Regions from separate parts of the Mus musculus genome. Here regions 2 and 3 are each linked to region 1. The links are chromatin loops, found by intact Hi-C in ENCODE. Cell type or tissue: left cerebral cortex. All regions are shown on one strand.

What was found. Peaks named below come from ENCODE experiments on the same cell type or tissue, not always from the same donor. Only the 100,000 strongest peaks of a DNase experiment are listed, where the experiment ranks them.
Region 2: a loop joins it to region 1, with 5 times the contacts of the local background. A loop is called at or near these places in 6 of 42 quality-filtered maps.
Region 3: a loop joins it to region 1, with 2.2 times the contacts of the local background. A loop is called at or near these places in 3 of 42 quality-filtered maps.

The regions. Positions count from the first base shown.
Region 1 is chr2:173,450,641-173,458,640 of GRCm38, reverse strand. No RefSeq gene overlaps it. Among named protein-coding and RNA genes, the nearest start is that of Gm14642, 60 kb to the right of the region's middle. In left cerebral cortex, CTCF peaks have their summits at 2,306 (motif pointing right), 3,739 (motif pointing left), 4,752 (motif pointing right) and 6,585; DNase peaks (open chromatin) are centred at 3,653, 4,760, 5,790, 6,383 and 1 more place.
Region 2 is chr2:173,272,911-173,280,910 of GRCm38, reverse strand. It overlaps Pmepa1 (prostate transmembrane protein, androgen induced 1), which reads left to right and starts at 4,378. Exons shown (of 4, transcript NM_022995.3): 1 at 4,378-4,823. The coding sequence starts at 4,727. In left cerebral cortex, CTCF peaks have their summits at 700, 1,561 (motif pointing left) and 4,349; DNase peaks (open chromatin) are centred at 5,384, 5,529, 6,139, 7,391 and 4 more places; H3K4me3 peaks cover 3,144 bases; H3K27ac peaks cover 1,898 bases.
Region 3 is chr2:173,348,319-173,356,318 of GRCm38, reverse strand. All of the region lies in intron 1 of Gm36911 (a long non-coding RNA gene), which reads right to left. Among named protein-coding and RNA genes, the nearest start is that of Gm36911, 5.5 kb to the right of the region's middle. In left cerebral cortex, no CTCF peak of the experiment used is centred here; DNase peaks (open chromatin) are centred at 2,326, 3,821 and 4,226; H3K27ac peaks cover 690 bases.

The DNA of each region.
Region 1 (8,000 bases):
ATGCTGCAAAAGAGGCCGGGAAAGTGAGAGTCAGATGCAGACAGGCTTCAGTGTATCACGAGGAACATCTGAGCCTTTGCTGCCCAAATGCTGCCTGAGGTTTCTTCTCAGGGAGGAAGAAGACTGGGGACTGGGCAGGAAACTGACCAGGTGTTGTCCCCAGCACTGACTCTCCACAGTAGGGAGTGAGATTTAGTGTTCGAGAGAAGCCATTAGTGCACACATGCTGCAGTCTCTCAGGAAGTCAGCTCCACACGATGTGCACACTGGATGCCTCCGGGTTTAATATCTTTCTCTGTCCGATCCTCACTGGGTATGATGCACGCACTGTCAGCGAACTGTCCCCACTGTCTTTGTTGTTGCCCACAGGAGGAAAAACACACACTTAGGACTAGCATGCGCTTGATTAAATGCATGCAAGCGACAGAACAAGAATCAGTTTGAATCTCAAGCCTAGGCCATGAACCCTGGATCTAGCTTCCAGAGAAGTCTGGCCAGGAAATTCAGTCTCCTATGATCTGAAAAGGGCACAGAGTGGCTGCTTGGGATGCCATCGCTTGCCATGCGCAATGTCTGCTCTTACACCGTGGTGACAGGCTTGGCACCTTCTGGGATTTGTAGCTCTAGGTCTGCTTTCCACAAACATGTGAGACATAGTAGAGAAACCGTGTCTTACCTCACTGCTGGATCTCTGTGTTGGATCGAGTTTTGTCAACTTGACACAGGTAGGATCAGCTGAGAAGGCCCTCAACTGAGAAAATTCCTCTGTCAGATTGGCCCGTGGGCCATTTTCTCTGTTGTGTGATATGTTATGATTTATGGGGGAGGGTCCAGCCCACAATGAGCAGGTCACTCTCGGGCAGGTGGTCCTGGGTTGTATAAAAAAAGCTTGAACAAGCCGTGATGAGCACGCCAGCTCGCGCCTTTCTCCACACCGTCTGCTTCAGCTCCTGACAGGACTTCCCTTCACGGTGGGATGTACGCTGTAGGAGAGAACAACCCCTTGGTGTTTTAACACAGCAATAGAAAGCAAACCAGAGCAGTTACCCAATCTCAAACCTGCCCCGAACCTGAGAACCTGAGGTTGCCCGAAGATTGCATGTGCTGGCTTGCAACTGAGCTGTGCCATCTCGGGCAATTCTGGTGACGAGCAAAGCGGCAAGGGCATTTGAAGTGTGTCACAAAGTGTAGTGACTTGGAAGGGAGCCTGGAGGGACAGCTGGAAACCAAACCAGGGAGTAAGGACTCAGCTTTGCAATGGGTTGTCTGGATGGAGCAATTCACCCTGACCACAAGGGAGAAGCACTTAGGAGGTTCTGCCCTGGCCTGCATTTTCTTTTCTTCATGGGCTCCCATGGTTCCCCACCCCACCCCCACCCCCAGAGTTCTCATAGCTGGGAAAGGAGAGAATGGAGTAGAGGCTCTGTGCAGATTCAAAGCAGGAATTCACCTGGAGGAAGTGGCCCTTGGTCTGGATGCATCAAGGCCAAGTTCAGGAGTGCGTACCCAGCGACTGAAGTCACCTAGTGTGTGGCAGGCACAGCCCGAGGTGCAGGGGCCAAGGAGGACGTGAAACAGCCCTAAAGGGAGACAGCTTGGTTGGGAGTGAAGGGAGCACCTTCAGAGTAGACTCAATGCATTCAGGCTGATGGGAGCTAGGGACATTTGAGGGAGACCTTGACCATGGTGGTGTTTGTCATGACCATGTCTCACTCTAAGCAGCCACCTCCTGAGCTGATATAAAAAGATTGATCACACTGGTGTGTGTGTGTGTGTGTGTGTGTGAGAGAGAGAGAGAGAGAGAGAGAGAGAGAGAGAGAGAGAGAGTTAGTTGAGTCTGGTGGTCATCTTGATTGTCAACTTTATGGGACATAAAGTCACCATGGACATACGCTTTGCTACATCTATGAGGAAGCTTCCAGAAGGTAAAGAGAAGAGATTTACCCTAAATGTGGGTGGCATCACTCCATGGGGTGAGGTACCAGATGAAATAAAAAGGGGAAATCCAGCCAAGCCCCAGTATTCCTCTCTCCCTGCTTCTAGACTACAGATGCAACCTGACCAGCTGATTCTAGCTCCTGACACCCCGACTTCTCTGCCGTCATGGACTGTGTACCCTCAAACCAAAATAGCCCTCTCCTTCAGGTGACTTCAGCCAGATTTATCATCACAGTAGTGAGAAAATTAGTAGAGAAGGAGACTTTAGTTTGAGGCAAATCTAAGTTCAATCTAACCCTGCAAATTAATGTTTTAATTACGTGTATTTGTCTGTGTCTTGAGTGTGGATTCACGCACATGAGTGCAGTGTCTATGGAGGCCACAGGAGGGCGCCAGATCTTTTTGGAGCTGTGATGCAAACTCGAGTCCTCTGCGGGAGCAGTAAGTGCTCTTAATCTGGGCCATCTCTCCAGCCTCAGCTGCACTAGCTTTGCGATTATGTAACCGGTTATTTTAAGTTCACATCAGGACTTACTACTTACTTTATTTACCTCAGCTTATTCTATGAGCAAATTGTACAAACCAATAAAAAACACTGCAGTCTTAGGGCTGAACCTCCAGATCTCTTATAACCTAGGCGGTGAAGAGCCAGATGCAGAATACCCACTGATGAAGTGCCTGAGCCCCAGTCCTGCAGCAGCCACATCAGGCTTCGAGAGAAGGACAGGTCCCCGCCCTTGTGTGGCTGTGTGGAGAGAGGTGATGATGGGGCAGGGGTGGGGGGTGTCTGCAGCCGTAAGCCGGTCAGTTTCACAGAGGAGACTGGCGAGGGATGAACACTGTTTATTCTGTAGGAAGCAGCCAGAGGGCTAGCCTGGGCAGGAGCAGCAGGCTAGAAATTGGTCACCGAGTAGTTCTGACCGTAACAGACTCATCCGGGCTTAGAGATGTTGGTGGAACTGTTCAAGGGACACAGTAGTCAGATCCAAATCCAGGGGAAAATAGGGAGGGAAACACAGCTGAATTCAACGAAGCAAAACCCCAAACGCCATCAACAACAAAAGAGGGTGAACGGGAGCTCCGATGAGATATCGAGGTGCATCGGATGGAAGGCAGAGTCCTCTGCTCTGACTCTCAGAGAAAAGGTCCAGTGCTAACTCTCCATCAGGGACACACCCCAGAGCAAGAGGCGACAGAGGGTGAGCGGGGCGGTGAAGAAGAACACAGGCAGAACAGATATGCGCTTCTCTCAGTGAGCAGGATGCAGGATGAACATAAGCCACCGTCGAAATGTGCATTCAACCTTTGTCAAACCCACAAACCGTCAAGACGACATGGTGGCTGTGAACTTGGCCCTCTAACTATTTCTTGCAGGAGAAGGGCTCTAATGTGACGCTTCTTTGAAGCCACAGTGATAGCTGACAGCCTTTGATGTTCCTCTCAGACTTCACAGATCGAATAAGCAGGTGGTGTAATAAATGTCACTTAGTAAGGATGAATGCAAACACTTCAGAGGAGATGCCCCCATCCCTCGGTCCATAGGACGGCTTCTGCACGGAGCTTCATGCTTGGTTTGAGAGTGGGATACAACAAGCTACAACAAGCGGAAAACCTCCCTCGGAGGGGCTGAAACCAGGAGTTAAAGAAAAAGAGAAACCACACAATTTAAAATGGAGCTGGAGAGCTGGCTCAATGATGAGAGCACTGGCTGGTCTTACAGACGATCAGAGTTCAGTTCCCAGCACCCACATGGAGGCTCACAACTGCCTGTCAATCCAGTTCCAGGGAAGTCTAATGCCCTCTTCTGGCCTCTTTGGGCACTGCACTCTTGTGTACACACCCACATACAGACACACATTCATATCTATAAATGGATGCCCCCTCCAAGGGGCCTGTTTCAAAGCGCTCAGTGAGTCCTTCACCTCCAGTGTACCTTTTGGGATGCTACCCCCTCATCTTCATGCCAACCATTGTGAGCCAGGGCAACTGAGGTAGAAGCCCCTAGTTCTCTATGAGAATAGACATCTTTCTCCTGAGGCCAGATTGGACCCGTGATGCCACCAACTCACCTTGAATCTCAGATTTCTCGGAAAGAACAACAGGTGGGCTTAAACATGGATCAAGAAAGGAAACCATCAAAACTGGCCACAGCTGCTCGCGAGCCACATCTCCACCCCAGTCTCCCCGGAGCTGGTGGGCAGCAGCTTCCCTGGGAGCGGTGTGTGTTTGAATCCATCTAAGCTTTCTGAGTCACTGTTGGGATGGAGAGGAGGAAGGAATGACCCTCTGGGGAGCCCACAGTGGCAATTACTCCAGCCAGGGAGGATATGGTCACGGACTTCAGAGAGAAAGTCACAGGGCAGATTCTCTGCTAACGATGCCAGTATGGGTTGGTTAGGAAATGTCCCCCACGGCTTGTGTGTCTGAATGTTCGGTCCCCAAATGCTGAAGCCTCTCTAGGAAGCCTGTGGAAACCTTAGAGGGTGCAGCCTCACTGGAGAATGTGAACCACTTGGGGTCTGCACTGAGGGTCATAGGCCAGATATACTTCCTGTATGGCCTCTGCTTCCAGTTCCTCTAAGACGTGAGACAGAAGTCACAGCTGAGAGCTACGCAGTGTGTCAAAATAAACCTCTCTTCAAGTCCCTTATTGTTGCTGCTTGGCCACTGCGATGCAGGAAGAAACTAACACAGATGCTTCATGGAGGAACCCAGATCGTCACCCTTATGGTGTCTGTGTCTGTGGGCCTCACAGTACAAGATGGTCTGCACACACCAGAGTGCACCTTCACAGATGCGCTCCCTCAAGGCTACCTCCAGAGGGCGCTCTGCTCCACATCTCAGCCAGCACCGTTTTCCAGAGGCTGCACCCCCAGGCTGCTGAGTTCAGCTGCCAGGGACACCACTCTAGGCTACTCAGTAAAGCTGTATGTGTATTTCACCTATGCCGGGGACATCACCTTCAATACAGTGTGCATCATCTGGCTCTCACCTATGACGGTGCAGTGACTGTGTGAATTTTACCACAATTTAATTAACCTTTGTCTAATCGCTGGGTAGTTGCAGTAGGCAGTTTTAAAACAAATTCTCCTCAACAAGTTTTAGATCAAGGAGATAGCAAAACATTACATTTTAGCTTATTTGGGGTATCAATTTATGGCAACAGCAACATTTTAGAAGCAGCCAAAGCCACATTCAGAGGGAAAGCCGTGTCTTTAAATGTTCTGCATTGCGTGTGAAAAAGAACACACCAATCAGAGCATCTGGTAAGTCAAACAATGAATATCCAAACGGAGCAACGTAACGGATCAGGTGATAAGTGGCTGCATTGTCAGGGATTAAAACAAAACAGTCACTAAGGGAAATAGTCAAGTTGGAGGCAAAGAGTTGGGTATTTCAGGAGACAGAGGCAGTTGGATCTCTGAGCTCAAGGCCAGTCTGGTGGGTATCTGAATGTATGCACGGCCCTAATTTGCCAAAGATCTACATTAACATGTCCATGATTTGAGTCTCACTTTACAATGAGTTTGAACTAGTCTTCATACATTTCATTTCTTAAATTTCATTTGAGCTATATCAGACCCCCAACTAAATCTCTGCACCTACCCCATAGGCCTTGGCTCTCACACAAGCCCACACTGGGCCACACGAGGTCACAAAGGCTGTGGTTTCTTTCTCTGGTGTCACCTCCAGGACACGCAGATTTCTGCTGGCTGGCCCTGACCTGTGAAGGTTTACGAAAGCTCAAGGCTTGTATATAGTTTCCCCTGGGTTTTGGTACCAGAAATGAATGTGTTTTCAACACTAAACTTGGCCAGAATTAGACTTGTTGCCTGGGCCTTGCAACTTTTACTAAAATGGACTTGAGCTTACGTCCAGAGACTAAAGACAGAGCAATTCTCTGCTGCGGGATAAGAATGAAGACAAGCCACAGGCAAAGCCTCAAGCTTGATGGTCACCACACACACATTGAATCTCAGCACTTGAGAAGCGGAGGCAGGAGGATTACAAGTTCAAGGGTGGCCTTGGCTACGCAGGAAGATCTTGTCATGATAAAAAAGAAAACCTTTAAAAGGCAAAGTTAAATTTTAATCCGTGTCTATGTTCAAGATACTGTCGTTTCTGCATAATAGAATTATTGGCACGATGTTTTACAAGTGTGCATTTCATCCTTAACTGCGTATTTGAGTTTAGCTGTTTGCACTTCGTTGTGTGTGAGCCTTGGGTGTATTTGACTAAGTTTTCAATTTTAGAAATGTATAACCATACCCACGTCACTCCAGTTCCAGGAACTGCTTGTGTGTGAGAAAGCTGCTTCCTTCCCCCTTTCTTTCATCTTTAAGAGGGAGGACGGGGTGGGTGGCTGAAGACATGGCTTCACGGTTCAGAGCGGGCGCATCTATAAACTCAGGGTGACTCATGCCCGTGCTGTGCGGTAAACTGTGTTGATTTTTAACCACTGTAGCCATGGTGCTCCACGAGTCCACTCCAGAAACCGATCCCAAATATTTTCCTTATGCATCACATGATGCAAGCCAGCATTAAGCGCGACCTCAGCCTCTCGCTTCATTTTCCACAGAATCTAGATTACTCAACAGGAATAAAAACTCTCCTGTCTCGATGGAAATGAATTTCCTCTTTTAGCCGCAAGTCTCCCTCGAAGGAGTGGGTGACTCAAAACTACTTATGTCATGAGTTCAGGTCCTTAGTGTGTGAGCTGCAGTTTCTTTGTCAATTTAGTTCAAATATACTTGAGATGCTTATGGGGGACCTGGGAGAGGGCTCAGGGGGTAACGGTGCTTGCCAGACGACCATGAGGACCTGGGCACAGATTTCTCAACATTGGAGTAAAAAGCTGGGTTTGCCTGTAACCCTAACACCGTGTGGGGAGGAGACAATGGGGATTGAATCACGGAGCCTGGACAGTAGTCCAGCCAGGCCAGCCAGGAAAATGGCTGGCTCCAAGTTCAATGAGAGCCTTTGTCTCGAGGGAATAAGGTAGGGAGTGACAGAGGAAGATGCCAGATGCTTTCTTCTGGCCTCCTCATGCACACACAAACACACACACACACACACACACGCACACAGCACGCATGCACACACACACACAACATACACACGCCACAAGAATAAATAGAAAGTGTATAGAGCAGCGACCAACCCAAAGCTAAAGCAAAGTTGAGCTGAGCTGCCCACAGTAACTCCATTTTGTCTGAGTGCCTGTTACACTCACCCAGCTGCTCTCTCCAGCCCCAGGGAGCGCATCCTGATCATGGCTATGAGGCAGCTCACCAGCTTAAATGAACGGCTCATGTTGGCCTTGTATTTATGGTGGCCACTACTCTCCTCATGTGGGCATAAGAAAGTAAATTCGAAATTTTAGACCATCAATTGATCTTGGAGATTTCCAGAAACCTTCTAAATTTTATGGCCCATGGCCTCTGCTGGCTTACTTAAAAGATTTCCTACTTATTTTTGAAAAAAAATCTTTTAAAACCTTTTCTTTAAATTTGTAACAAAAATTTTAAAGCTGGCACGATAAAGACTCACCTCTCCCATCGTCTAAGACTATTCCCTTTCTGGGCAGGGATCCCCCACGCTCCTGCTAGCCGCACTGGGAAGCTGGTTTAGTGCCATTGCTAACACTTTCAACGGGACGAATGTTTCTGGCTTTAGTTGACTTCCCCCCCCCCCCCGGGACGGTTGGGAGGGAATTTATTTGGGAGTTCTCAGTATACTGGGTGGATGTGGATGTCTGTGCTGTTCACCGTGTGTCTTTAACTCAATGAATAAGAGAGGAACTTCATTTTTCTTTTCCCTAATAATACAAAACTGCCTTCCTTGTGTACGCTGTGGTCCTGGGTTTCCATCCCTGATCTGCGTTTCCATCAACACTTTGTTACACCCACAGAACTCCTCTATTGTGCATTTAAAACTTTGCCCGCACTCACTGTCAGGTCCTAAAGAAACAAGCCTAGCTCAGAGCCTGTGGTTCCTCCCAGAAGTTTCCATCCTGCCCCCTCCCTTCTCTAGCCCAGAGGCTAAGCTTCCCTCCCCTCCCC
Region 2 (8,000 bases), 180 kb after region 1:
ACCAGATTCATGTCCATACATGTACAGTCTGGTCTGCCTCACCTCCAAGAATATGCACCCCAGGAGGGCCGCTACCAGGACAGGATGGCTCCCATCTGGCCTTCAGAGCGAGAGGACCCCTTGGGCCTTGACTCCAGCTTAGCTGCCATGTCTGTGGTCTCAGCTTGTCTTGCTTTCAGCCCCTACACCAGTGGGCCACACAGAGCCCAGCCTAGACTAGGAGGACAGTTTGTTGTCTAATGAACAAATAACCTAGCCAGGCATGATAGCACAATTACTTGGGAGGCTGAGGCAGAAAGATTGCAAGCTCAAGGTCATCCAAGGCAACATAGAGCTATTTTAAAAAGGAAGGTTATGAATGTGGCTCGGGTATTGCGAGGGCAGGTGTCAACCCCGGGTACCTGACAAAGGGAACGAGGGAGGAAACTCTTTCTCTGACCTGTGTCCCTTAGCCTGGTGGTGAGGAGCACACCACTCCTGGCAGAAGGAGTCCCCCACCTTCATTAACGCCATCTTGACACTGCTTCACTCCCTCTGGACAGAAGGCACTCATCCCGACAGTGGGCTCTGGCCTCACAGCCAAGTTCTCAGCACAACCAGAGGTACCTGGGCCATCAAATAACAGCCATTCATTCAGGTCATTGAAAGCTTTAGCTCAGACATACACTTTAGCATAGGTGTGACCCAAATACCGTGAGGTAGATACTGGTACTGCACAAGGGGTGTCTGAAATTCAGATTTAATCACGTGTCCTGGATTTTCTCAGCAGCCCCCACACCTGAAAGCCCCCGGGGGGTGCTAACAGTGTAGCCCATGGTCTTTCCAGAACTCTTCCCTCTCCTACCGACTGCTTTAGCCAAGGGCCTTTTCATAGGCAAGCCATCAGTCTACTGGCCTGCAAAATGGACATTAATGATCGCAGACTCCTCCCTCCCCAGGGGTGCCCTGAGGATTCAGTGAGCAAGAATTGCTATGTTCCCCCTCCCCCTGCCAACCCCCTCCCGCTCGCCCCCTCCCCGCACACACACACTCAAGGCCTGAACTCCCTCTCTGAAGCCCTGTTATGACCTTGCCATCACCCGCTGTCCCATTTTGCAGAGGAGGAAAACAAACTGAGGTGAAGACACTCAACTGAGATCACACAGCCGTGCTCACTAAGCTCTATGCCCGGCAGGTAGGCCCAGACACCATGAAGCCATCCAATCTCATTTTTACTGTGATGGGGTCAACAGAGTAAGGTCACACTGTAGCACCCAGTAAATGGTGGTCATAGCTGTCACCCCAGACAGGTCAGTGGGAGGTCAGGGCAATGGGAAGGTTGGTTGTTTTCCAACTCATTGAATTTATTGGTTGGTTCTACCTGCTACCGTCTAACCTCCTCTGCTGTGTAAAAGCTACCTCCTCTCGGGCTGGAGAGATGGCTCTGTGGTTAAGAGCAGGAACTCTCTTCCCGAACACCCGAGCTTGGTTTCCAACACCCATGTCGCATAGCTTACATCCACCTGCAACCCCAGCTGCAGAAGATCTGACGCCCCCTGCTGGCCTCCCCAGGTACCCCCCACACACTTAGCATTACACATAAAAGGCCAGCAAGATGGCTCAGTAGGTTAAGGACCTGGCTGTCCACCAAGCCAGAGGGCCTCAGTTCAATTGCCGGGGACCCAACTGGAAGGAGAATCAACTCTTGCAAGTCATTTTCTGACCGGCATGCACGCACATGTGACCTGGATGAAAAATAATCAAAACAGAAAGGAAAGAACAGGACTGTTCCTAGGTAGGAGACCAGTTATTATAGACTTGTGGGAGAGCACAGCCGGAGGCAGACGCACTAGGGAGAGTCTAGAACGGTCATGACCTTGAACCGTTAGGGAGAGGAGGAGGGCAAGGGAGAGAGGGGAACCAAGGAGAGCAGCCAGGGGTCAAAGGTTCAAAAGGAGGACAGGGCGGGTAACTAAACTGTATATGCGTTATATAGAGAAGAGCCTCCGGGGGAAGGGCTGGAGAGTTCAGGGTAGAGGGCAGGGGTATGCCCACCATACCCTGTAACAGATAGGGACCAGGGGCTGCTGGGAGAATTTTGAAATGTTAGGCAGGCAGCTCAGACTCTTGCCTCGAGTTTGACACACACACATACATGCGCATGCACACATGTTAAAAACTAAATTAAAAGCTTCCTCGTTTCCAATATAGCCAACGGTCAAGACGTTTCCCATGGATGGACAAGCCAGATCTCCTGTAAGGCCTCTGAAGGACGAGAGCTGCGCCACTGAATTCCTTTGCTAAGGTCCCAGACTCTCACAGTTTGTTGATAGAATAGCAGAACGGATTGCTGGAAGAAGACTGTAGCCATAGCAATCTCTATTGGCCCCATGGGGGTGGGGGGGGGATGGTTTTAAAATATTTTTCCATAAAGGGTAACCTGCTAGGGGCCAGTATTCCACAACACCCCCTACCCCCAACCAAAATCACACACACACACCTACCTTGTAGGAACTTTTATGCAAAGGAATTCAAACCTTTAAATTCCTCCAACTTACAAAATGTTTTTGTAAATCTCCCCCACCTTTTGATTTTGCAAAGCATCCCGCCAACCCCTTCCCAGAACTGAACAGTCCTGATGCAGCTGAGCCTTCCTTTCCTTTGCCAAGATCCATTTAAAACTAGCCAATCTTGAAAGACTGTGAGGCTGGGGCCCCGCACTCGTGGGGAAGAGACACAGTTGCCACCTGCGTTAGAACAAGAACAAATGAATCCCCTGCCCTGTCCTGGCTTTAAGACTGAGCTTATAGCTGGAGCAATGGCTCAACCCTTAACAGTACTTTACTGTTCTTCCAGAGGACCTGGGTTCAGTTTCCAGCACCCTCACGGTGGCTCACAACCATCTGTAACTCCAGTTCCCAGAGGATCGATCAATGGCCTTCTGGCCTTTGACATAAAGGACACACACGTCGCATAGACACGCACAGGCAAAGCATTCATACATATATAAAAAAATAAATATTAAAAACAAAAAGCAAGATTGAGCTGCTATTTCAAACAAATGGACTAAGCACCTTGGAACCTCCCTCTGGGAGGACACTGGGCTCCGCGGTGGCTCCTCCAGGAAGGTCACGGAAGGTTAGGCAGAGGAACCCACTTCCTGGGCTGCTCTGAAAACTATTCTCTCAGCTTCACCTATTCACCAGTCTATTAAAAATAAATAACAAAAACCTGTGAAAGCTTTCCCCTTCTTTAATGACAAGGGACACAGCCCCTTAAAGTCCTTGGATCCCTCGTGGGCAGGGACAGGTACTCCATCAGGCTGTGCAGAACTTAGGCTCCGTCTTCCTGAGCCTTCACCGCTGTGCTTAGCTGAACCGAACACTTTCTCTGGCTGTAAAATGAAGCCAAATAATAATTTGTCTCCCCAAGTTGCTATGGGAGACATTACTATCTGGTGTGCTTCTGGCACACAGTAGGCACGCCAGGCGACTGAAAGTTTAGGAATGGGTCAAGGAGGCGTACTTCATATTTGAGGCTGGCTTTGCGCTAGGGATGGGAGGCCTCTTATGTAACAGTTTAATATCTTTGAAGCCAGAGCACGGGTTCCCATAGCTCTCCAGTAATTAATTAAAACTTAATGAACAAAAAGCACCCTCCCTTGACCCCCTTTTACACTCTGAGCCACACAACCCAGTCGGTGGCCCTTGGGGCGGCAGATAGAGGGTGAGGGTGTGTAACTGCTTGGGTGTCCCATAATAGTAACACACACACACACACACACACACACACACACTCTCACCCCCAGTCCCGGGCACTAATTTACAAGGCAAGGACCAGGGGGCGCTTCTCGGGGCGTGTCTACAGAAATTCCAGTCTATCCAAAAGGCCCAGTTAAAGAGCCGCGCGGGGTTGGGGGTTGCGGAGGGGCTCAGACTAATTCTCAGTCTCCTGAGAAATACAGCTATGGATGGGTCTTTACTCCAGACCCTCCATGCTCTGATCTCCATGCATTAAACTCTTCCAAGGCGCCCCAGAAACCTTATAGTCTTCGGGTGCCCCCAAAAGCCTGGGTGGAGGGCCCCAGGGGCAGGAGTTGGAGAGGAGAACACCTTAACTTTTCGTCTTGATTCTTGTTCTGTGTTGTGACCGCCGCAGGCACGGGGGCTCCCGCGGACCGGGCCTGCGGAGTCTCGAGGGCGCTGGGTCTACGCAGCGCCGGCGACCGGTCTACATGGACGCTAGGCTCGGGCCCTTTAAGAGCCCGCCCCGCGAGCGACGGGCCCGCCCCCCGGGCCGAGGAGGGTGCGGGGGCCGTCGGCGGGGATTGGCGCAGCGCGCGCCCCCTCCGCGGCCCCCGCGCGGTGGGAACCGGCAGCCCCGTCTAGCGCTGACGTCAGACCGTCTGCCTGCCTCCGACCGCGGGCGCGCGGCGCAACCCGATCTCCTTGGACTTGAATGAGGAGCGGGCGGCGGCGCTCAGCTGCGGATCGGCCGGCGCGCAGGCTGAGCCCGGCGGCCCCGTGCCCCGGCCGCCCGCCCGTGCCCCGCACGCCGCCCGCGGCCACGGCCCGCCGCCCCGGGGCTCCCGCTCGGCGGCCGGGGGACCCAGCTCGCCTCGGGGACCTCGGCGGCGCCCCGAGCCCGCGCCGCGCTGCTCGCTGTATGCGGGGCCCGAGCCCCGCGCGCCGGCCGGAGCCGCCCCCGCGCCCCGCGCCTCGCGCCCCGCGCCGCCCGTGACCGCTTGATGGGGGTCAACGGCACCGCCGCCGCCGCCGCCGGGCAGCCCAATGTCTCCTGCGCGTGCAACTGCCAGCGCTCTTTGTTCCCCAGCATGGAGATCAGTGAGTGTGCCCTGTTCCCCCCGGGACAGCCCCGTGGGATCCCCGGCCCGGGACATCGGGATCGCGTGGGGACTCGGGGGCCGCGCGCCTGCCTCGCCCAGGCTCCCCGGTTGCGCTCGCCGCGCCCGGGGCGCGCCCTCCCGGAGGCTCGCGGCAGCTGGCGGCCGGCCCGGCTTTGTCCCGCGGCGCTGCGAGCCTGGCACGGTCCCCGCCGCGCGCGCCCCGCCCGGCCCGACTCGGACCCGGGGCTCGGCGGGGACGTCGCGCCTCTTGGGAGGGCCAGGGGAGCCGGGTCGGGGAAGTTTCCATTCCGTTTTCCCTAGGGGCCGCGGCGATGGAGCAATTAGGCTCTTTATCAACTTTGGGCGGGGGAGCGGGCGGGGGAGACACTGTCTGGCCCGGGAGGTGTCTGGGGCTCCTGGCGTGTGTCTGGAGTGGCCATGGCGATGCGTCCCGGGTTTCCGTGCGTATGTAGAGTGCGCTAGTCTGTCTGTCTGAGTCTCCGCGCGTCTTTTGGTGTCTGTGGTTCAGAGTCGCGGTCTGTGCCGGCCGAGTGCGTGTCCGAGTGTTCCTGCATCTCAGTGTGACTGATTTGCTGTGTGCTCGTGGCGGGGGTTGGGGATATGATCTGGATCCAGCCAGATTTAAGGACCGTTTGTGTTCAGGTGTCTGAATCCAGGGCTCAGCGCTGGCGCGTCTAGCCCACCGCGGATCCCCAGTGTGTGTCATTGTGAATGTCTGTCCCGGACTCCTATAAATAGCCTCTGTCTGGACTGCTTGGCTCACTCTGGCTGGGACGGTGGTTACAAATGAGTCAAAGTTTTGGGGCTGTTTGTGTTGAGACCTCCTTGGAGGTGGTAGACTCAGGGTGGTGAGTGCCCCGTTTGAACCCCATCCTGCACCTCCAGAAGTTGAGATCAGCGAACATCTACTTCCTTGTGTGGCCCACCCAGGTGGCTGTTGGGTTGGGTGGAGAATTGAAACCTCATTCCCTACCATCTGCCTCTAATCTGCGCTCCTCCCCTAACCCACATTTTTGGGGAGGAGGGGGTACCTTTTGCCTTTCTGTTTAGTTTCTCTATCTTACCCCAAAGCACTTAGGGCAAAAGGGTACACAGCCTCCCCCTAACCCAGACAGCGGTCCTCTGTGGAGCCCAGGGGCAACTGCCACAGACCTGGGCAGTCGCTAGGTGACTCATAAGCTGCTTTCTGCAGGCAGCTGCCACAGTTTGCACCCCCGCCCCAGCACCCCGCATGTACAGTAAAGCATCAAGGGTAAAAAATAGCCCACGACCGGGCCCCACCTGAGCAGAGGAAGTAGGTTTGGGTGGTGGGGCCCTTGTGCCGAATTTGACTCACTGTCTCCCAGTCTGGAATTGAAATTGAAAGCCTTGGCGTCACTGAATCCCACTTCTCCCCAGCTGCCTTGCTGCCTGCCCCAAGACAGGAGATGTCAAGAAAACCTGCCAGGAGCCAGTGCCATCAGTCTGTGATCTTTCCTTGGCACCAAACCCTAAGGCTTCCCAGGAGCCCCTGTGCGACGATCAGAGAGGTTCAGGGAATTTACCATCTAGAGGATGTTAGTTTTCTGCACGTGTCTGGGGAGAGGCTGACCCTGCTCTGTGGATTCCTCTCTTCTCTCTCCTGGAAATGCCCTAGGAAACCTCCCGTGGAGGTTCACTTTGTATGACAAAGACCAGTTGGACATTCTGGTCTTGTCTTTTCTCTGAAAAAACAACAAAAGACTTCAATCTTAATTTTGTCCCTTCGTTGAATCAGCTCTAGTACCAGCAAGATGCTGTCAAGTCTGACAGCCTGAGTTCCATCCCTGGAACTCATTCGGAGAAGTAGAGAACAGACTGGTAATTGGCCCTAATGATATCTTGGTTGAAACCAAGATGGCTTGAAGCTCTTGGTGGTAACCGGTATTTGCCCCCATCAACATTGGAATAAGAGGCTCGCCCAGGCTTGGTGCCTGGAAATACCCTGTCACCACCCGTTAGTCCAGGATTGTCCCCACTTTGTGTATGCACAGTCTACTTACTAAAAGAGAGAGTGAAACAGGGAGGGGCTCACTTTAATAATGTAACAGTGTATTGCTAGTGTTCCCTGAAAGTCTGAGTGAAGGAAGCCTTAGGTTGGTGTTTCCTGGAATTTCTTTGTTTCAAAATGTAGGAAGGGGGGTGGGAAGAAAGACCTCAGGCTGTTTTACCTATAGGGAACTCCTGTTAGTACCCGCAGGGGCACTCTCCCTGGGGCTTCTCAGGACACTCTTCTAGAAGGGACTTTAAAGCCTTCCTCTGCCTAAGTGCGCCGACTTTCTGATTCCATCCCTGTACTCCGGCCTTGGCTGCAGTGCTGGTGGCTTCCCTCTGGCCCACTGCTCCATCCCGCCCCATCCCGCCGTGTACTCCTCAGATGTCCTGTGTTCGTGTCAGAGCCAGGAGGAGCTGAGTGAGCTTGGAGCTCTTGTGCTTCAGGTAGACATGAAGGAAAAGGAGGTCGGAAGCTTGGCCAAGTTGTCTCTCTTGGACCGCACGTGCTGTTCCCTGAATTTGGAAACTTGGGTGGCAGATCTTAGCACCTAAAAGAGTTCTTTGGGGATGAACCTGAGTGCGCAGCCTGTGTCTCGCATGGCTGTTTGGAGGAACCACCGCTTGCCTCATAAACACATTTCTTGGAACTTTACACCTCTTTCCCAATCTGTTCCATCTCAGAGTCGAACCCCTGGCTCTCCATTCCCGCTTTAACCTGTGGCTGAGAGTACCTTCCAGACCGACTGAGGCGAGTTGGTTTTCACTTTACCAGGGCCCTAGGGGGTGGCCCTTGGTGGTAGGAGATGCACAAGCAGCTCCGTTGGTTAATACCACTGTCTGCCAGGGTCCTTGAGCCACCTAATTTCTTCCCCAGCCCTCTAACTCAAACTATTGCAGGGCTCAGTGGGTGAAGTGCTTCCAGAGGTTGGTGACAGACGTGCAGTTGTAATCCTCATGCTGAGGAGGTGGAGACTGAGGGTTTGCTGGCGAGCCATTCTAGCCTGATAGTCCAGGCCACAGAGATAAGCTATCTCAAAAAAAAAAAAAAGAAAAGAAAAGAAAAAAAAATAGGGGTCTGCGAAACGGCTCAGCAGGTAAAGGCAATTGCTGCCAAGACTGATGATCCGAGTTCAAGCCTCGG
Region 3 (8,000 bases), 100 kb after region 1:
GAGTTCCAGGAACCAAACTCAGTCAAGTTTGGCAACCAGCTCTTTTATCTGATGAAGTCTTATTGGCCTGGACCGATGTTTTGTTTTTTTGTTGTTTTGTTTTTTTGTTTTGTTTTGTTTTTAAAGAAACTCATACTGAAGAGAACTCCGAGGTGCTTTAGAGGAAATGCTCAAGACATTGCATGACTGTGAGGAAAACTCCCTCCTTGTGGAACAGTCAGGGACTGAAGATTCACACAGGCTGGCCCGACACAGGGCTCACCCGGAGGATCCCTGCTGTCCTGGAGTGTCTCACTGAGCTGTGCTGTGGCCTGGCCACCAGCAGCGCCCTAGTGACTCCAGAGGGCAGCAGGAGTAACAGGCCTCTCTCTCCCCAGGTGACAGGCAAGAGTTACCTCAGAGAGGTGCTAGCCAGAGCCACCCTCCTGGCTCTGCAGGCATCGGCGGCCCTGTGGGGAGAGGAAGATGCACTGATTCACATGGTAGAGGAGAGGTAGGCCATCCTGGGTCATCAAGCCAGCGGCGCTTTACGCTCCTGCTCAGGCGCTGAAGCAACTGAAATCAGGCTGTCTGGCCTTTGTGTGTGTGTGTGTGTGTGTGTGTGTGTGTGTGTGTGTGATATAATCATTTGTTTTGAGCAGCCAACTCGTGGAAAACAATTCAAAACAAACACACCATAAAGCAACATGTGGATATAGGTTGGTAAAATTCGTGCACAGTTTTGAATGTTATTCTGGGTCATCTGGGTTCAGTGAAGAAATGTCTTTGTGAATCTTTGTTGTTGTTAACAACAACAACAACAACAACCAACAACTTTGTAGAAAAGCACTCCCATACCAGATTCTCTGTGTTCAGTAAACACAAGCAAATCCCATTGTTAGGGGCACACACACACACACACACACACACACATACACATACACACACACACACACACACATACACACACACACACACACACACCACATACACAAACACACACTGGGCATACATGATATACAGAAAGACAGCATGGAACAGACTAGACACATGCAACAGATAGACAACATAGAGGCCAGGAACCACAGTCTACAGACAGACAGAAGACACAGGAGAGAAGTGGAGACCTCGGATTTGTGCTCACTCTTGCTTTCACTATTTCACAAGCAGGTCTCCGACCTTGTTCCTTACTACAGCATCGCTATCGGTGCACAGCACCCTGGGGCCTTCACTTGCTGGTGGACCTGGGCAAGGGTTTGCCCAGTTCACTCTGCCTCAGTTCTCTTTCCCTTTAAGCGACTGACCCAGCTCTGCGGGGAGAAGACCTTTAAGAGGGAGATGTGACAGCCTGGTGCCTCCTTGGAGCCTGGGCTGTCCTCCATGAGCTCTTTCTCTCCTATCACGATGATATTTGAAGATGGTGGTGGTTTGGCTCTAAGGACAGTCCCTTACAGCACTGGGTTACCAGTGATGACTTTAAATCAAACAAGAACTCCATTTTGTTTCCTGCCTGAGACACTGTCTTCTCTACCTTCCTCAGAAGCCAAATAGCCAGTGTGTGTGTGTGTGTGTGTGTGTGTGTGTGTGTGTGTGTGTGTGTGTATGTGTGTGTGTGCATCCCAAAAGGACTTATATGCAGAGGCACTCCCTCTCATGACCCTCACGTGAGTTTACATACGCATACGCACAACACATTCTCAGAGGTAGGTGTGTCTCTGCCATGCAGAAACTCAGGCCAAACTTGAGTCTGGAATATCAGACTTAAGGAGCCTTTGCTGCAAGTATCTTTCTGGGACAAATGGCCTCTGGGGAGCCAGGAGGGACACAGTGATACCCATTCCTTTGACTAATAAGCTGTGAGCTTTTAGACCCCACTCTGATCTGCCAGGGGACAAAGGATCAGTGGGAAACTTTAGGGGCCCTTGCTCTCCATGGTGACCAGTGGCCTAAAATGGGGCTGTGCTGAACACCCTTCAGGATCTAAGATGGAACTGATCCAAGGCCCAGATGTCACTAGGATGCCAAGGCCCAGATTCACTACCTGCTTGTTCCAAAAGAGCTGGAGAGAGAGACACACAGAACCAGGTTTTGCTTGTTGCTAACGACAGAGTCGAAGGCCGAGAAGCCCGGAGAGTGAACGCACAGTGTAAGATGTCAGTGGAGATGGTGACTCAAACACATCCTCTGGCCACTGTCCTGGTCAGCTGAGTCCTCTCCGCATGAAGCCAGTGTGGCAGCTTTTCCATTAAAATCTCCATTTGCATGGTTTCATGGCTCGGTCATAAAGTGAGACTCTACAGATAAACAGGAGCCCTGTGGGAAGCTGGCTCTCAGCTTTCCATCCGTAATTGTTTTCTATGTGACTCACTGGCTTGCTCTGTGTTCTGACGGGTGCTGGGCAGTGCTACAGTCGGGGTATCACACAGACACTGGGGAGGGGTGGTCATAACCTTCCTTGCCCCTGACTGACTGATGTTGCCCTGCACTTTAGATCTCTTTGTATGGTGTTCTCAGTTCCCATGCCTCTGACCTCACACTTCACACTGCTGTCCACGATGTGCACAGTTGGGGCCAGTACCACAAGCCACAGGCTACGACCATGGACCATAAATGCCCTGAGACTCACTGGAAGGACAGCCAAGGTGGGTTCACCCAGTCCTCACGGGGTTCTCTTGTGGTCCAGAAATAATACCCTGACACTCTGTTATTTCACTACAGTGTTGAGCAAGACCCGTTGGAGACAATCCCAGGAGACTCCAGTGGGGACCGTGAGCCCACCCCAAAATTCCCCAACACCTCAGACTCTGATCTCCACTAGGTACACAGGCCATCTGCTCTCTAACCTCCTAGTGAGCAGGAAACGTGAAGCTTAGAGTAATGTCCCATTTATGCATCTGTGCACACTCTGACACAGGTACATGCCCACATGTGCACACACACACATAAAGATACAGACACACTTGCATGTGTGTATATATGTGTGTACACATATACAAAGATGCACAAACAAGCATACACACGGACACATTTATATGTGCACATACATGCTTACATGGGCACACACACAAATACACATGTGCACACATGTGCTTACTCCACAAATACACACCCAGGAACTGTTGGAAAACATGTTAACAAAAAAAATAAACAAACAAGTTGGGAAGTGGAGAGCAGCCTCTCCTTTGTGTGTTCTTAGAGTTTCTTTCATATCCCAAAGGGAGAATGGGGAAAGGACTCTCTACCCTGCACAGAACTGGTCACATCTTCAGAGCTAGATCTAGGGCTTCAAGGCAGCCTGGCAAGCTATGAGCAAAGCAAGACATTTGTGAACAATTCATGGCTGCAGGAAGGGCCCAGAGCCACGGGTTTCTGCTTTCTGCCAGGCCAAGGGCAAGCACACGCACTCAGAGACTCAAGGCAGGACAGACTCACATTCTGTTTGACCTTGGGGTCAGCAACTCTCTAAAGAAACAGATCACATAGATGCACTCACACAGACATCACACACACACACACACACACACACACACACACACACACACACACACACACACTACCCTCTGAGCAAGACGGAACCCTCTCCCCTGAAGGATGAAGGACGAGCCGAAGCCACGGGGACCCAGAGTCTGCACATTCTGCCCGCACTCCATTTCCTGGCAGTGTTCAATATGAACTTGGCAAAAAATCAGAAGGCAGGGGCTCAGGAATGAAGGGATGGAACGAATTACCCTGAAGATCAGACGCTCGGGCTCAAGCCCAGGTCCTCGCAGAGTCTTGCGTGAAATCTTACAAGCAACATAAACAGAGTCGGGGCCAACATCACCACCAGAAATATTCAATAATAAAAGCCAGCTGTGGCCCCAGCCCTTCCCAGGCAGAGCTTATGGTTCCTGCCACTGGGAACGCTGACAGAGGCAGAAACTGCCAAATGAGAGCCAGTTTCCTTTCCTCCCAAAGAGGGAAGTGTTTGTGAGCTGCAGTCTAAACATTCACTCAAAACTCCAACCGTCCATAAAAATAATTTAAGATGCAACTTCTCGGAACCTCAACTGATGAGATGGCCAGACCCTGGCTGATCCTGTTAGGGACAGGCGCTTTGACTCTGGATCTCTAGTTCTGAAAGGCGCTGGGTCCCTCTCTGTAACTTCATCCCAGGTTCTGGAATCCAGCATGCTGGGAGAGGGGGTGGAGTGCTGCATATGGTAAAAACCCACAAGGCTGGGCCAGATATGGAGACAGAGCCCTGCAGCTACAGCCCTGTCCGCTGACCATGGGATCCCAAAGGAGCTCTGGTGATAAAATCCAAGCTTGGCAGGAGGCACAGCAGGGTGGGGAGGACGCCAGAGGACTTGAGTTCTGTAAGGTTCTGTGCTCTCACTTGCCTCTCAGAGAACACAATGGTCACACCTACAGAGTTCAAGTCCAGGGCGTGGGCTGTGTGGGTGGAGGAAACAGACACAGGGTCAGCTCAGACAGGGTGTAAGTCAGCAAAGAAAGAGGAGGGAGGCCCCAGGTGGATGAGTGCCAAGTTCAGAAGATAGTTTGATTGGCATCTCTACCCAAAAGACCAAAACAGTAAAGTCAGGTCTGGGAGCTGGCTCAGTGGGCAAAGTTTTTGGCACACAAGGCTGAGGTCCTGAGTTCGGTGTATGTGCAACCCCAGTTCTGGGGTGGGAGGTCGGGCATCCCTGGGGCTCGCTGGCCAGCTGGCCTTAGCTAGGCAATGAGCTCTGGGTTCAGGGAGAAACGCTGTCTCATAAAAAAAGTGAGGAGTCACAGAAGACACCTAATGTTGACCTTTGGTGTCGACATACATGAATGCATATCACAGATACACACATACACACCACATCACACACACACACACTCCACATCACATCACATATACACACACATACCACATGACATATATACACACAGCACATCACATACACACACACACACACACACACACACAATCATATACACATACATACATACCCACACCACATCACATCACACACACACCATATCTCACACACATACACACACACACACACTACATCACATGCACACACATCATACACACACACATATATACCACATGACATACACACAAAACACATCACATACACATACACACACGTGCACCTGAATACACACATGCACACACACAAAATTAAACAAAATCCAATTTAAACACACACATACACAGCAGAAGAATCTTGAAGAATCATGAAAGAAGAAAGCCCACGGCATTGTTGACTTAGGAATTTCACAGAGGATGGAACATGGAAAGTGGATTGCTGAGGGATGTGTAGAAGCTTCCCTAGGACCAGTGAGCCACAGACACAGCATCTCAAAGACAAGGGAGAGAGCCCAGCCTGTTGTTGAAAGCTTGCAGTGCACGGATTGGACATCACCCCCTGCAGCTCTATCTGTCCCACCCAGCATGCACTGTTGTGGTTTCTGTAGCTTTGTCCCCTCTTTCCCTTCCCCTTCCCCTTCCCCTCCCCCTCCCCCTCCCCCTCCCCCTCCCCCTCCCCCTCCCCCTCCCCCTCCCCTTCCTCTTCTTCTTCCTCTTCCTTGGCATCAGCTCAGTGGCTGGCATATATGTGTCTTTCATATTGAAGCAGGCTTGGGATCAGCCAGACTCACTCTGGAGTCAGAGATCTAAGCACTTTCAGACCAAAGTGGTGACCTCTACACATGGGGAAGGCTACAGAGAAGGTGCGGGAATGGGGTGCAGGGGTTCTAGCCTCAGAACACACAGCAGCATTCTCCTGGCAGGCTTATGGTCCATCAGGGATGGAAGATTCCTTCTCCAATGGGGCCGGGAAGGAGATTTGGTAAGGCTCTCTAGAACACAGCATCAGGACAGTGCCCAGCTGCCTTCCTGCTTGACCACTGGCAACCATTTTCCTCCATGTCAGTGGGGTATGTGTGGCGAAGCAGTCTCACTTTAAGCTGAGAGCAACTGCACCATGTCAGGCTAGAAAAATACCACGAATGAGCTTATGCCCATTATAATGGCCTTATGGTGACTCCACTCAGGAAGATCTTCCGGCCCTGGTGGACCAAAAGCCCTGTGAGACACATACTATGCCTCACCTGCTTCCTTGCTCCCAGCCTTCCTGGAATGCCTTCAGTCAGAGATAGTTAGCCAGGTGCCCTGTTAAACTGATCAGAGACCCATTGAGGAGTCAACCTGAGGCACTTGCCCAGGTCTCAGAGTCACTTCCCCTTCCGCCTGCTTGATGTCTATCTCTACCGAGTAAATCTCACCAAAGAGTTCAGAGAATCTGGAAAGAGAGTCAGATCTGCCGCTCCAAGCAGGAAACTCAATGGCAAAGGAGCTGCAGTTGGGGGCAGTGGGGGGAGGAGGTTACTTCAAAGGAGCCTTGAGGAGAAGTGCCACCCTTCTGTCTACATCTGTATTTATTCCTCCTTCTCCCTAGCCTTCCATGATGGAAGTGGAGCCACGCCTCGCCAGACTTCTATGCTGCCGTCATCAAAGGCACCGGAAGATATGGCCCTCGGTTATGACAAAGACAACCTCCACACCTGCCACTCAGAGCCAGGTGCTGCCCAGCAAGCAGACTGGCATCTGTTTCCCATCCATTTGTGTCTGCACAGAGGAGTTCTGTAAGGGCCTCTGCGGTGAGGCCTCTCTGAGGGTGTGGTCTGAACGCTTCTCCCTTTGACGAGATGATGACAGCCACATAACTGACTGCAATGACCTCAGCTGTCACAGGGCCGTCACAGCACCCACACTGGATATGGGGTTGGCCCCAGGCCTTCTCTCCTGCCTGTCTCACCTCAGAGTGCTTAATCCTCCTCTCCATACTTAGAAATGGTCAGTGAGGGAGGGATGGCCTCTCCACTCCACACACGTGCTCTCAAAGTCCTGGAGGGATTCCTCCCCCTCGACGCCTTCAGTTAAATCTCCACAGTACAGTTTTAAAGCAAAGTTAAAAGGCAGGGCAGATGGCCCAGTCGGTAAAGCATTTACTGCCCAAGCTTGATGGCCTCAGTTTGGATCTTCACAATCCATACAAAAAGCCAGTCTGGGGCTGGTGAGATGGCTCAGTGGGTAAGAGCACCCGACTGCTCTTCCGAAGGTCCAGAGTTCAAATCCCAGCAACCACATGGTGGCTCACAACCATCTGTAACAAGATCTGATGTCCTCTTCTGGAGTGTCTGAAGACAGCTGCAGTGTACTTACATATAATAAATAAATAAATCTTTAAAAAAAAAAAAAAAAAAAAAAAAGATCTAGAGTTTTTTAAAAAAAAAAAAGCCAGTCTGTGGCACAGGCCTGCGATGCCAGCCCTGGCAGGAAGTGACAAGAGTATCCTTGGATCTTATTGGACACCCAGCCTAGCCAACTGCTGAGCTCCGGGTTCATTGAGAGCTCCTGCCTCAATAAATAAGGTAGAGAGGGAAAGAAGAAGACAGTGAATGCCAGCCTCTAGCTTGCACACGTGCACACACATGTATATACACACACACACAGTTAAGTCCACTCTTCCCTTACAGCAGACCACTGCCCTGGGACAGCACTCTGGGACCCCATCCTGCAGATATTCAGGCAAAAGCCTGCAAGTAATGTGGCTTGCCTTTTTGCCTCTTTCCTTCTTCCTTCCTTTCTTCCTTTCTTTCTTTCTTTCTTTCTTTCTTCCTTCCTTCCTTCCTTCTTTTCTTTCTTCCTTTCCTTCCTTTCTTCCTTCCTTCCTTTCTTTCTTTCTTTCTTCCTTCCTTCTTTTCTTTCTTCCCTTCCTTCCTTTCTTCCTTCCTTCCTTTCTTTCTTTCTTCCTTCTTCCTTCCTTCCTCCCTCTTTCTTTCTTTCTTTCTTTCTTTCTTTCTTTCTTTCTCTCTCTCTTCCTTCCTTCCTTTCCTCCCTCCCTCCCTTCTCTCTCTTCCTCTTCCTCTCTCTCTCTCTCTTTCTTCCTTCCTTCCTTTCTTTCTTTCTTTCTTTCTTTCTTTCTTTCTTTCTTTCTCTCAGCCTTTGAGGGTCATTCTGTTGTTTAAAAAATAGAAGG